Linked DNA regions of Homo sapiens: region 1 is linked to region 2. The links are chromatin contacts, found by Hi-C in ENCODE. All regions are on one chromosome and are shown on one strand. Each heading gives the region's core, a stretch centred on a gene start or an enhancer-like site at or near the end of the contact. The rest is flanking DNA. Distances are from core to core; before and after follow the strand shown.

Region 1 (6,489 bases), core at 430-2,929, 780 kb before region 2:
AATAGCTCAGCTTGTGTGTCCCTGAGAGGAAAGTCAGAAGTTGCAGAAGTGTTATCTCAGCTTTTCTGTCCACAAGAAGGAAAGTTTCCTCACATCTGCACCTGCTTTCCAATCCATCCCCCCAACACTGCCAATTTGTGGTATGGATGAATCTAGCCTGAAATAAGGTTTCATAAGTTCACCTGAGCTCCAGGAGGCTTCTTCAGTGTGATGGTTCGGGGCAGAAACTGGGTCAACTCATTGTTGTAGTCCGGGTGGTGTACCCTCTGCAAGACACAGCAACCCCAGAAATTTTACCAGTCTTACTTCACACCTACCTTCATCTGAAACACTAATGAATTACCCTGAAGTCAGGAAAAGGAAAGGTCATAGACTTAATTTAAGTAGAACAGATAACACAGACTAAATGAGTAGATGGATAGCACTGGGGCAGCCCAGTAGCTCCCCATTTCTTCACCTTTTTTTTTTTTTTTTGAGATGGAGTTTTGCTCTTGTTGCCCAGGCTGGAGTGCAATGGCTCAATCTCAGCTCACCGCAACCTCTGCCTCCCAGGTTCAAGCAATTCTCCCGCCTCAGCCTCCCTAGTAGCTGGGATTACAGGCATGTGCCACCACGCCCGGCTAATTTTGTATTTTTAGTAGAGACGCGGTTTCTCCATGTTGGTCAGGCTGGTCTCGAACTCCCAACCTCAGGTGATCCGCCTGTTTCGGCCTCCCAAAGTGCTGGGATTACAGGCATGAGCCACCGCGCTGAACCTCTTAACAGTATGGAAATGAAGGCTCCAAATTTCCAGAATTAACCGGTGTGAACAGACCCTAGCAGGAGGCTTCCATAAAGAAGTTCCCAATGGGTCCTGTTGCTCAGAATCCAGCTTCTGGGTCCTCTGGCTACAAGTGCTAAGATTCACTCTCCGTTTCGCCTTCTAACCCTGCTATCCTACCTTTCATGCATCATCTCATGCCCACGGGGAAAAAAATCTCCTACTCAGGAATACAGATGGTTCCCACCTCATGAGGAGGAATCCATGCTGGAGGATTCTCATAGGCAGGCAAGAAAACCACCGGGTAGTCATCATAAGGAATCCGGCTGTCCATCTCGGGCAAGGCCCTGGAAGAGTGAATCAGAACAGACAAAAAGTGGTTCAAAAGGGAGAGCAGCCCAGCAAGTTTCAGACAGCAGCTCCAACCCATTCCAAGGCAGTCAGTCTACAGGCCCAGCCCATATCTAGGTGTTAAGGTTGGAGGAGAGAAGGAAGACAGAAGAAAACTCTTAACTTAGCTAAACATCTTCTGGATGCCAAGCAACCTGTCAGGTACTCTAGAAAGAGGACCTCATTTTTCACAATCCTGCAAAACAGATGTTACCGTCTCAAACCTGGAGAAGAGGAAATCAGGGTCGAGTCTAAAAAGATCTACTTTCGAAGCCCAAGGGAGTGTTAACTATCCGCAGGGACTCGGGGCAAGGCACCGCCCCACATTTCCTAGATGTGATTAGTAATGGTAGGGTCCTTAGATCGACCCTTCCTTCACCTGACCAGCCACCTCCCACGTCCCCGCCCCACATTCTGCCTGAGACCCGCACTCTCAGCCGCATAAACGCCGCACCACCTCACCAGTGGGCAGTCCACAGCGACCTCAGACTCCGCTCACTGACAATTCAGTCTGGGAACCGGAAGCGGATGCTCCGCAGGGTCGAAAAGAGGCCGGGCCAGGGTGCAACGAGCTGACCCTCCCCTTCCCACCGCGCCGGCCTGCGCGCGCCGACGTGCGCGCTCCGCCCTCGGGCAGTCCGCACTGCAATTGGTTGGCGTCTCCGGGACGGATTTGAAACTTGGCGGTTAAAGCTCCGGCTGGGACAGGGCGGCGGGAGGCCCAGGGAGAACGGGGAAGGGACATTTAGTTTGGTGAGTTACGGGGGCACACCTTAGCTCAGAACCTGTTTTTACCCAGTACCCTAGGGCTTTGGTTCTTTGTCGCCGTCCCCGTTGGAGTTTTTTCTTTGCCTTTCAGAAGCCCGTGCACTCTCTTTAGAGTGCAGGGCTGACGGGCGGTCCAGCCCTGGCCAAGTCATGGAGCGTGAATCTCCCAAGTCAGTGTTCCCGCTGAGGAGGGTCGGAACCGGGGAGGACGCCCTCCCACCCCTGCTGACCTACTAACATTCATCAGCGAGCCTTCTTTTTCCCCCTCGCAGAGACGGTGCTGAGATAGGATCATGAAGGAAGAGGTGAAGGGAATTCCCGTAAGAGTGGCGCTGCGTTGTCGCCCTCTGGTCCCCAAAGAGATTAGCGAGGGCTGCCAGATGTGCCTTTCCTTCGTGCCCGGAGAGCCTCAGGTGCGTAGCAGAGTCCAGAGCCTGTGTCTGAACAGCTGGGGCCAAATGGTAACGAGGGGTGTGGTCTTGCCTTTCATTTTTAACCTTACGCCTTGTCCCGTGCCTTCTCTAGGTGGTGGTTGGTACAGATAAATCCTTCACCTACGATTTTGTATTTGATCCCTCTACTGAACAGGAAGAAGTCTTCAATACAGCAGTAGCGCCACTCATAAAAGGTGTATTTAAAGGTAAGGCGATTTGATTCCTCGAACGTAACATATATATTCCTTGAGCATATACTATGTGCCAAGCACTGTGCTTGGGCACTGCAAATACAGGAATCGATGAATCATGATTCCTGCCTTCAAGAAGCCCTTAGCCTAATAACATTTGTCAACGTCTCTGTACCCTTGAAGCTAGTTTTATTCTGTATTTGCTTTATGTGGTTCTGTTCATCTTTGACTTGTATATGTTTGTTTATCCTGGAACTTCATTAGATTATAAACTCTGTGGTGGTTGCTGATGGTGATAAGTGTGCCAACCTACTTGAGGCCCAGGCACTGCAAAGCTTGTTGAGGGATTCAGGTGATAAATAATATAGCTTCGAGGCCCTGAAGGAGTTCAAAGTCCAGGGGATAGGAATGGAGATAGATGACTACATAAATAATTTTGAATATATAAAAATTTTTAAATTTTTTGTACCTATCTTTTAGAAGAAAAATTTTTCAAGTTAAAAATATACAACAGAGTCAGTCCTATGGAAGTAGTAGCTCTGCTCTCATACAAAGTGGTATGAAAAACAAAAGGATGGCTCTAACTCTGCTTGGGGAATTTGGGGTGAATTTCACAGAGTGGGAAAACTTTGAGATGGGTCTTGAATAATGAGTATACTTCTTTTAGGTGGAGAAGGGGAGTGCCTAAAGCCTCTGAATACTATCACCAGTTAATAATCTTTACTGGGGAAGCTAAGTCTTTAATGCTGTTGAGGACCATAGCAGGGTTCTAAAGAAGGGAGCAGTGCCTGAGAGATGTCTAATTATTATTCTAATACAGTGGTTATTCAAGATTCAAAACAGAGGTTCGTTTAAAAGAAGTAGAATCATGGCATGCTAGTGCCTTAAAGTTGAAAGAGACATTTGTATATCATCTAGTTTGTTTTTCATCCAAAGAAAAATGCGTTCTAACAATATCTGTTAGGTGAACTGCCAGTGTCTAAAATTTTTTTGACAGGGAACTCACTGACTCACAGGTAGTCCAGTTGAGATTTGGGTTTTGGACAAGTCTAATTATGTTATAAAGATCTTTATAATGAGATGAAATTTGCTTCCTGGTAATTTCTACCCAGTGATGTTAGTTCATTCCTTTAGAAGCCTTCTTCTAGGCAACAGCTATTCACATATTTTTTCACGTTTTTTTGTTTAATGATATGGCTCAAGGAACACTGAAATTTTTGTTTCAAAATTTTAAGATATTAATGCAATAATTTCAAACGTATAGAATGTTGCAAGAACAGCATAAAAAACATTTTTTCCCTGAACCATTTGAGATGAATCATTGGCCTGATAACCCCCCATACTTTAGTGTATATTTCCTACAAAAAAGGACTTTCTTCTAAGTTACCACAATACAACCATCAAAACAATAAAATTTGCACTGCTACATTACTACCATCTATTCCTGAAACCCCATTCAAGTTTCACCAATTGTCCCAGTAAATATTTTATGGCAAAAAGATCTAGTTCAAAATCACGTTTTATTTAGTTTTGCTGTCTCTTTAGTCTCCATTCTAAAACAGTTCTTTAGTCTTTTTTTGACTTTTATGAGTTTGACACTTTGAAGATTACAGGCCAGTTATTTTGTAAACCTTTTCTCAATATTGTTTTGTCTGGCATTTACTTATGATTAGATTCAGGTTGTGTATCTTTTAGCAGGAATATCACAGAAGTGGTGCTGTTTTCTTCTCACTGAAGCCTATTGGGCAGCACATGATTTTGATTTATTCTATTACTACTGATGTTCATTTTGATCATTTGATTAAGGTGTTAATCTGCTGGGCTTCTCCACTATAATCTTTTTCCTTTTTACATACAGTATTTGGAAAACCGTTAAGTGTTTCTACCTAATTCTCTTCAATTATCCCCGCCTTTCCTTTAGCCATTCCTGAAACAATATGCTTTTCAGACCCTGCACTATCTGGTCAGATTCCTCAGGCTATACCTCCACAGCTTAGTAAGAGCACCACAGTTCTACTTTTACATTCTTAACTTGGGAAACTGATAGAATTAAATTATGTTCTTTAAAGGCAACATAAAGTAGAAAGTGATTCCAATATACATGTGTTTGCTTAACATTACCCTTGGTTGCAAAAACAAAGTCAATATTTTTTATAGTCAGCTCAACAGCACCCTCTTGTACTCTGAACTCCTGGTACCACAGAGCCCTAAGTATTTTGTAAAAACTACTAAAACCTCATTTCCCAAGTTATTGCTATCTGCACATATCTGTGGTATTGCAGAAAATTATGGAATGTTATTCTCTTGCCCCATAGTCATGCCAGCTGATACCAGCGGTCTATTACAGTGAAAATCTCAATTTAGCATCTTCTTATGATCCTTCATTTAGACCAACAAGTTTTTTCAAAACTTCAAAGTTTTCATTTAGATTAAAACGTTGTTTCAAAGTTTAAAGGGTTTTTTCCTTCAGACTGCAAAATTATCTTGGTAAATAGCAGATAACAGCTTTGACATAAATATGATGATCATTTAACAGAGAAAGCTTGCTTTGTGTTCCTTGACAACATGTCTGCCACACTAATAAGGAACAGACTTCCCTAAGGTCATTATTTTTTTCACCTTGAAGTAAATTTGCATTTGTAGTTCCTTTTAGGTGCCATGCTTATAGTTTTAGAAGCTACTACTGTACAATTAAGTAGCAAGTTATAATTATGCATCAGTTAACGACAGGGATACCTTCTGAGAAGTGCATTATTAGGCGGTTTTGTCATTGTATGAACATGGTGGAGTGCATGTATACAAACCTAGATAGTATAGCCTCCTATACACCTGAGCCTACTGCTCCTAGGCTACAAACCTGCAAAGCATGTTACTGTACTGAATACTGTAGGCGGTTGTAACATCATGGAAAATATTTGTGATCTAAGTATAGAAAAGGTGAGGTAAAAATACAGTATGAAAGGTAAAAACTGATACACCCGTATAGGGCAATTACCGTGAATGGAGCTTGCAGGACTGGAAGTTGCTCTGAGTGAGTCAGTGATGAGTGGTGAGTGAATGTAAGGGCCTAAAACATTATTGTATACTACTGTAGACTTTATAAACACTGGATACTTAGCTTACACTAAATTTATTAAACTTTGTGTCTTTCTTCAATCATAAATTAACCTTCGCTTATTATACGTTTTTTACTTTATAAACTTTAATTTTTTAAATCTTTTTGACTTTTTTGTAATAATACTTAGCTTAAAACACAAATACATTGCACAGCGGAATAAACATTTTCACTCTGCATCTTTATTCTGTAAGCTTTTTTCTTTTTAAAAAAATATATTTTTTTACTTTTTAAACTTTTTGTTAAAAACTAAGACACAAACATACACATTAGCCTAGGCCCACCCAGGGCCAGGATCTTCAATATCACTGTCTTCCACCTCCACGTCTTGTCCTACTGGAAAGTCTTCAGGGACAATAACATCCATAGAGCTGTCATCTCCTATGACAACAATACTTTCTTCTGGAATACCTCCTGAAGGACCTGCCTGAGGCTGTTTTACAGTTAACTTTATTTATCATAAGTAGAAGGAGTATACTCTTAAAAATGATAAAAAGTATGGTATAGTATACTAAACACATAAACTAGTAACAATCATTTATTATTATGAAGCGTTACATACTGTACATAGTTGGATGTGCTGTACTTTTATATGACTAGCAGTGAAGTAGGTTTCTTTACCCCAGCATCAACACAAACATGTAACATGTTGCACTGCAATATTATAATGGCTAAGTCAATAAGCAACAGGAATTTTTCACCATCGTGTATACATTCCACATGATTGAAATGCTATTATATGGCACACGACTGTAACAATTGAAGTTAAAGTAAGAATAACCTGTCTATTGTCTAATTGTTTCTTTATAAAATCTTGCTACAGTTGTTTAT
Region 2 (6,457 bases), core at 819-3,318:
CTAGATGAACAGTCCCTGTTGCTATTAGAATACCTGGAGTAGGGCCAGGCGTGGTGGCTCACGCCTCTAATCCCAGCCCTTTGGGAGGCCGAGGCAGGAGGATCACTTGCGGTCAGCAGTTCAAGACCAGCCTGGCCAACATGGCGAAACCCCGTCTCTATTAAAAATACAAAAATTAGCCAGGCATGGTGGCATGTGCCTGTAATCCCAGCTACTCGGGAGGATGAGGCAGGAGAATTGCTTGAACCCAGGAGGCGGAGGTTGCAGCGAGCCGAGATTGCACCATTGCACGGCAGCCTGGGCAATAGAACGAGACTCCATCTCTTAAAAAAAAAAAAAAAAAAAAAAGAATACCCTGAGTAAAGAGCGATTTCATTCAGAATCCCTAAGACTCTTGGGTAATGCATTGAATGTCTCCAAAACCCCACAGCAGACAGCCCTTATGCTGTACTAGTCATGCCCAAGCTCCCTCAGGTAACTAAGTTCTCCAGCACTGACAATTTCCTGCTTTTATCATATTCTGAAGGACCTAAATTCCATTCTCCCCCAAAGACATGATTTCACATAGTTCTTATATAGACAAGTGTTTCTCATGTTTTGCTATTCACTTTTCTTTCTTCAGTTTGGACTTTGCCAAACTTGGAATCTGGAAATCATAATTTCTCAATAAGATTTCAAAGCCCAAGTAGGAGACCACAATTTCTCATTCAATTCACTCCTTCAACAATGAAAGCACATACACTCTTTTAGTTCTTCAATGCTGTTTGAGCAGGATGCTGTCCACAGAGAATATTCTGGCCTTTTAGTCTGAGAAGAAAACATAAGGAAAACTAGAAAATGATTCTCAAACTGTTTTGCCTATAACCACTTCAAGTGGGCAAAAGATCCTGCAAACCAAGTACTCTATCTGCACATTCCATCCTTGCATTATGGGCTAAGCACTAGAGAGTAAAGTCCTCTATCATGCATGCTGGAAGAAGCCACTCCTGGGCAATTCTGAAATGTCATGTATTAAAGTAACTACAGACCAGGGTCAGAATCCAAAAGGGTAATCTAGGACAGAAAGGGCAAAAAGCCATTCATATACAAAGTACCTAAACGAGAGTCAATAAATACTGAAATAAACATTCTGGATACTTCAAATCTAAAGGATCCACATAGAATGAAAGCAGTGACTGACAAGGCACCAATCCCAGGGCCAGGCCAGGTTTCAAGGCGAGACAGCACGTAGTATCTGCGAAAACTTAAGCATAAAACATTTCTCTCCTTCAGATGCTGATCCGACACAAGTTAGGAAAGCGCTCGGTCTCAAGGAGACTCCCTTTCTTATTTCTGCTCCCACAAGCCTACTGTCTGCCTTTTCTGGAATCTACCTTCCCTTTAATTCAAGGCTTTGCTTTACTCCATTATCCCAGGGAGACCTCATTAGAAAGCAGCCGGCCTTCCTGCCCTCCCTCTTCAGACTTCTCACAACCTAGTTTAGTTATGGAGCTCAGCGATATATCGCCTTGGCTTTCCATCCCCCAGCCCTCTTCCATCCTCCCTCCCTTCCTTCAGTCGCTACAGCCGTGATTCCTATCTCCTTGAATTCCTCACTCTAATCTTTTTCCATCCACCCCACCCTATCCAGCCATGCTTCACTTCCTCATGGGTAGCTTTCCTGCATCCCCGTCCGATGTCTCCCTCAGGAGTTTTCTGCATCCTCCGGCCACAACTGAATCGGCAGACCTCGTTCCAAGCCTATTATACCCCTAACCCCCAAATGACCCCTAAGGCGTCTTCCCCGCCGTTAGTTGCCCCCGCGGTAGCCTCCCTCCCCCCTCCCGCTCGCGCCGCCCGGTCCTCCCTCAGCTGTCTCCCTCACCCCGTGACTCACCCGCATGCGAACCTCATAGGTGGTGAAGCGCGCGCGTCCCACGCCCACCGTCTGAGGATTAAAGATGTCGATCTCCAGGAAGTTACTTGGCGGCCCGTAAGCGTCGGTCAGGTCCTGCGGCTTCGAGTTAAGGCGCCGGGTATCAGCTACTGCCGTGTCCGACATCTTTCCGAAGGAGAGCCTGGGACCGGGGAAAGGGGGTGGGGGACAGAGGCCTGAGGCAGGAGCGCGCACGGCCCCTCCCGCTTGCAAAATAACTAGCCAACCCACAGGCGGCGGCGGCGCGCACGCGCGCCCACGCACGCACGCGCACGCCGCACGGGCCTGGGCCCCGGGCTCTGAATAGCGGCCGTGCTGACTGCTGCGCGCCCTGTAGAGTGGAGGCCATATTCAGGCTTCCGGGTGATGTTTGTGGCCACCCGGGAACCTGCATCCCCAATACGCAGTACCCAATACCCTGCCTAGCAGCACAGGCTGGCTCCGCCAATCGCGGCTCCTCAACCCAAGAAATTGTCTCGTACCGTGTATCAATCAACAGTGGGCACTGCCCCGTGAGCCAGGCTCCTACAGTGATAGGCCGAAGCCCAGTGACCTGAATAAGTCCTGGTTTTCCGCGAAAATAGAAGGGTGGTCTATGGAGGGTGGGGTTCCAACAATAGTACTGAGAACCTATAACGTAGCCGTCCCACCTGTGCCACTGATGGTTTCAGTTCACGCCACACACAATGGCGCACTCAGCACTACGTATGGCGCCAGGAAAGCAGCAAGCAACTAGGATGGGGTAAAGAAAGACATTTCTCTCTTACTTTTCAGGAAAATTGGGCATATCTTACTCCTTGTTGCCACACTCCAGGTGTACTCAATCTTACATTTATCAGCAAATTGAGGGTACTTATTTCATACCTTCTATTTCTACTCCGCAGAACTCCATACTTGGCACTGCTCTGAGGTTGCTTGCAACCCATAATGGAGATAGAATAAATGTTTACATGAGAATATCTATAGAAATATTAATATTTATATGACTAATTTACATATGCTCCACATTAAAGGGTAGACTGGGTGATGATTTCAGGTCATCCTTTCTCCACCTTTCCCCTGCCCTCCTCTACTCAAAAAATATTTCCCATATCACTGATGCCTGAAATTCTTTCAACAGAGTATGAGGCCCTACAATTTCACAATTGCTGTTTAATTCAATTTAACCAATATCCACTAAGCAAATACGTGCCAAGCACCATGCTAAACACTAAAATCCTGGAGTTAAATAAGAGTCCCTGCCCTCAAGGAGTTAACATTCTAGCAAGGGAGACAAGTAAACAAAACTAATATAATGCGACAAATACAAAATAAGTAAATGTTCAAAGCAGCACATAGGAAATGTATAACTGGAAAAATTAGGGGAGGTTCCCCTGGAGGAGGAAACATCTGAGTTTAACAGACATGAAAAGACATAAAGGACAAATAGGAGTGGAAATAGGGAAAGGTAATTTCTGGAATAAGAAACAGCATATGCAGGCCGGGCGCGGTGGCTCACACCTGTAATCCCAGCACTTTGGGAGGCCGAGGCAGGCAGATCACTTGAGGTCAAGAGTTCGAGATCAGCCTGGCCAACATGGTGAAACCCTGTCTCTATTAAAAATACAAAAATTAGCTGGGCATGGTGGCACACGCCTGTAATCCCAGCTACTCAGGAGGCTGAGGCAGGAGAATCGCTTGAACCCGGGAGGCAGAGGTTGCAGTGAGCTGAGATCATGCCACTGCACTCCATCCTGGGCAACAGAGCAAGACTCCATCAAAAAAAGAAAGAAAGAAAAGGAAAAGAAAAGAGAGAGAGAGAGAGAGCGAAAGAAAGAAAGAATACACAAAGTCCTTGCGATAAGAAACAGTGGAGCATTTTTAGGCATTTATCGCCAATTCAGACTGTGTGATGGAAGTGTTTAGAAAGGTAGACTGGCTAGGGATGGGCAGACAAAGGATGATCCGCTTATATTAAGTAAAGGATCTCTGACTTCATGATAGGTGATACAAAGCTTTCTGGTAGGTGATAGGGAGTCCCTGAAGGATCCTAAGCAGGAAAAATACATGATCAGATTTATGTTTTAGAAGAATTGTTTTGTAGACAACATGGAAGGTATATTTAAGTTGAATTATGAAGGTATTGACAATAAGACTCCGAATCAAGTGGTGATGGTGACAATGGAGAGGAGGGAAGAGATAGGAAAGAGATTGAAGAAATAAAATAGATACGACTTGTACGTGATTAGATATGGTGGTAGTATAGTGTAGGGCTTAAATGTGTGACCCATGAACTTAGGCTGCCTGGGTTTAAATCCTTGCTTTCTAGCTGTATAACCATGAGCAAATTATACAAACAGTTTTCCTCATCTGTAAAAAATGAGTTCAGTTTAGATAAATATGGGGTGTCTGTAGAACATCCAGGTGGAGATGTCCAGCGAGTAGCTGGAAATACTGGCCTGGAGCTCGAGGGCGAGGTCAGGGTTAGAGAGATAGAGATATGAGAGTCATCAGCATACCATGTAGAAAGAAAAACATGAAGAGGCAAGGACAGAAGATTTGAAAGTTGGTGAGGGCATGCAGTTTTGGTAGGAATGTGAATCGGTACAATCTTTCTGGGAAATAGATTGGCAGTATGTATTTTTTTTTTAAACTTTGACTTGAAGAAACTTGTAATACTGGTTGTCTCTGGAGAGCAGAACTGGAGAAAAGAAGTCACAGACGGCAGGGAGGGTTGTTTTTCATTAACTGTGTTTAAGTATAATGCCTTTGTATTTTTTATTTTTAATGTTATTTACCAAAATCTTTAACTCAAAAGTTTTACTTCCAATAATTTATCCTCAGAAAATAATCAGATAATCACATAAAGATACCAGTGTAAGGTTCTTGTTTTTAAGAGCAAATAATTGTTCATTTTCTGCAATATTTGTGTAGTCTTTTTTTCTAATTTGTGAATTTGCTTATATAACAAGTATTATAAAGGGGTAGTGGATTTTATATTTTACAAGGCTTTTTATCTTAGTCACTTCCATCATAAATTTCACTATCTTGTGTAAATGGCCTAATTTACAGTTCCCCTATCTATCCATTTAAAATAATTTCTTATGCTTGTTGATACAGAATGATGTCCATGAAAAAGTGAAAAAAGCTGGCAAAAAATATTGTAGTATGATATCACTTGTATTAATGTATATTTTATATATAATAATTAATATAAATAATTATAATTATAAATAATATAATGTAATATATAAATAATATAAACATATAATTATATATAATTAAATATAAATAATTATATATTTATATAATTATTATAGTTTATATTATATATAATTATTATATTTATATATTAATTTATATATATATTTATATTTATATATATTATATATAAATATATAATATTTATATATTATATATATAAATATATAATATTTATATATATTATATATAAATATATAATATTTATATATTTATATTTATATATCTATATCATTATATATAATTATTTATATATAAATATATTTATATATAAATATATAATATATAGATATATAAATATATATATAAATATATATTTATATATATAAATAATTATTTATATATAATTTTTAAAGTCTGGAAAGACATGCACCAAAATGTAGCAGCGGTTACCTCTGTGTGGTGGGGTTTCAGTTGGATTTTATATTTTTATAATTTTCTAAAGGATCTGATTTTTTAACAATAAACTTACATTTATTTTTTAACCAGAAAATGTAAAACTATTTCCATTTGGGAAAACCATTAAAGGGCAGGCACAGAAAAGAACAGCTTGTGGGCCGGGCACGGTGGCTCACGCCTGTAATCCCAGTACTTTGGGAGGCCAAGGCGGGCTGATTGCCTGAGTGCAGGAGTTTGCGACCAGCCTGGGCAACACGGTGAAAACCTGTCTCTACTAAAATACGAAAAATTAGACGGGCGAGGTGGCATGTGCCTGTAGTCCCAGCTACTTGGGAGGCCGAGGCAGGAGAATTGCTTGAACCCGGGAGGCGGAGGTTGCAGTGATCCGAGATCGAGCCACTGCACTCCAGCCAGGGCAACAGAGCAAGACTCCATCTTGGGGAAAAAAAAAAAAAAAAGCTCGTGAAGGAGATCAGGAAGGAGTGGTCAGAGAGGTAGGAAGAGAGCCAGAAGACAATAATGATCTGAAGACAACGAATAAAAATGTTTCTCAAAGGAGCAAATAGGTGGTTAATAGTGTTTAATATAGTAGAAAGGTCAAATAAGATAAGCCCTGAGAAATGTCCACTAGATTAAATAATTACTTAAATGAGAACAGTTTCAGTAGAGTCCTGGGAGTAGAATCCAGATCATAGTGAATTGAGAATTGAATCAGAGGTAAAGAAGTGGAAACATTTAGTAGAGAATCTTTTGAGAAACTTGCCTAAGAAAGAAATGTTGTAGCTAGAGAGCCATGCATAGTCAAAGAAGGATTTGTTTTTTAGGATAGGAGAGATTTAAATATGTTTAGCAGCTAGAGGGACCAATTCCATAGAAAGTTAAATATATAGGTGAGTGACAAGA

What was found. Hi-C counts contacts between places; a loop is a spot of excess contacts on that map. Pooled maps may share reads with other maps.
Region 1: a loop to region 2 is called in a pooled map, with 9 times the contacts of the local background. The contact joins the promoter of PDZD11 here to the promoter of SNX12 in region 2. A Hi-C loop is called at or near these places in 5 of 50 pooled maps.

What each region holds. Positions count from the first base shown.
Region 1 is chrX:70,288,248-70,294,736 of GRCh38, forward strand. PDZD11 (PDZ domain containing 11) reads right to left here and starts at 1,680. Exons shown (of 7, transcript NM_016484.5): 1 at 1,613-1,680; 2 at 1,008-1,107; 3 at 183-266. The coding sequence starts at 1,094. It overlaps KIF4A (kinesin family member 4A), which reads left to right and starts at 1,857. Exons shown (of 31, transcript NM_012310.5): 1 at 1,857-1,903; 2 at 2,191-2,331; 3 at 2,444-2,558. The coding sequence starts at 2,212. RefSeq lists a silencer at 1,658-1,837.
Region 2 is chrX:71,066,266-71,072,722 of GRCh38, forward strand. It overlaps SNX12 (sorting nexin 12), which reads right to left and starts at 2,069. Exons shown (of 4, transcript NM_013346.4): 1 at 1,877-2,069. The coding sequence starts at 2,041. RefSeq lists silencers at 2,032-2,225, 2,065-2,284.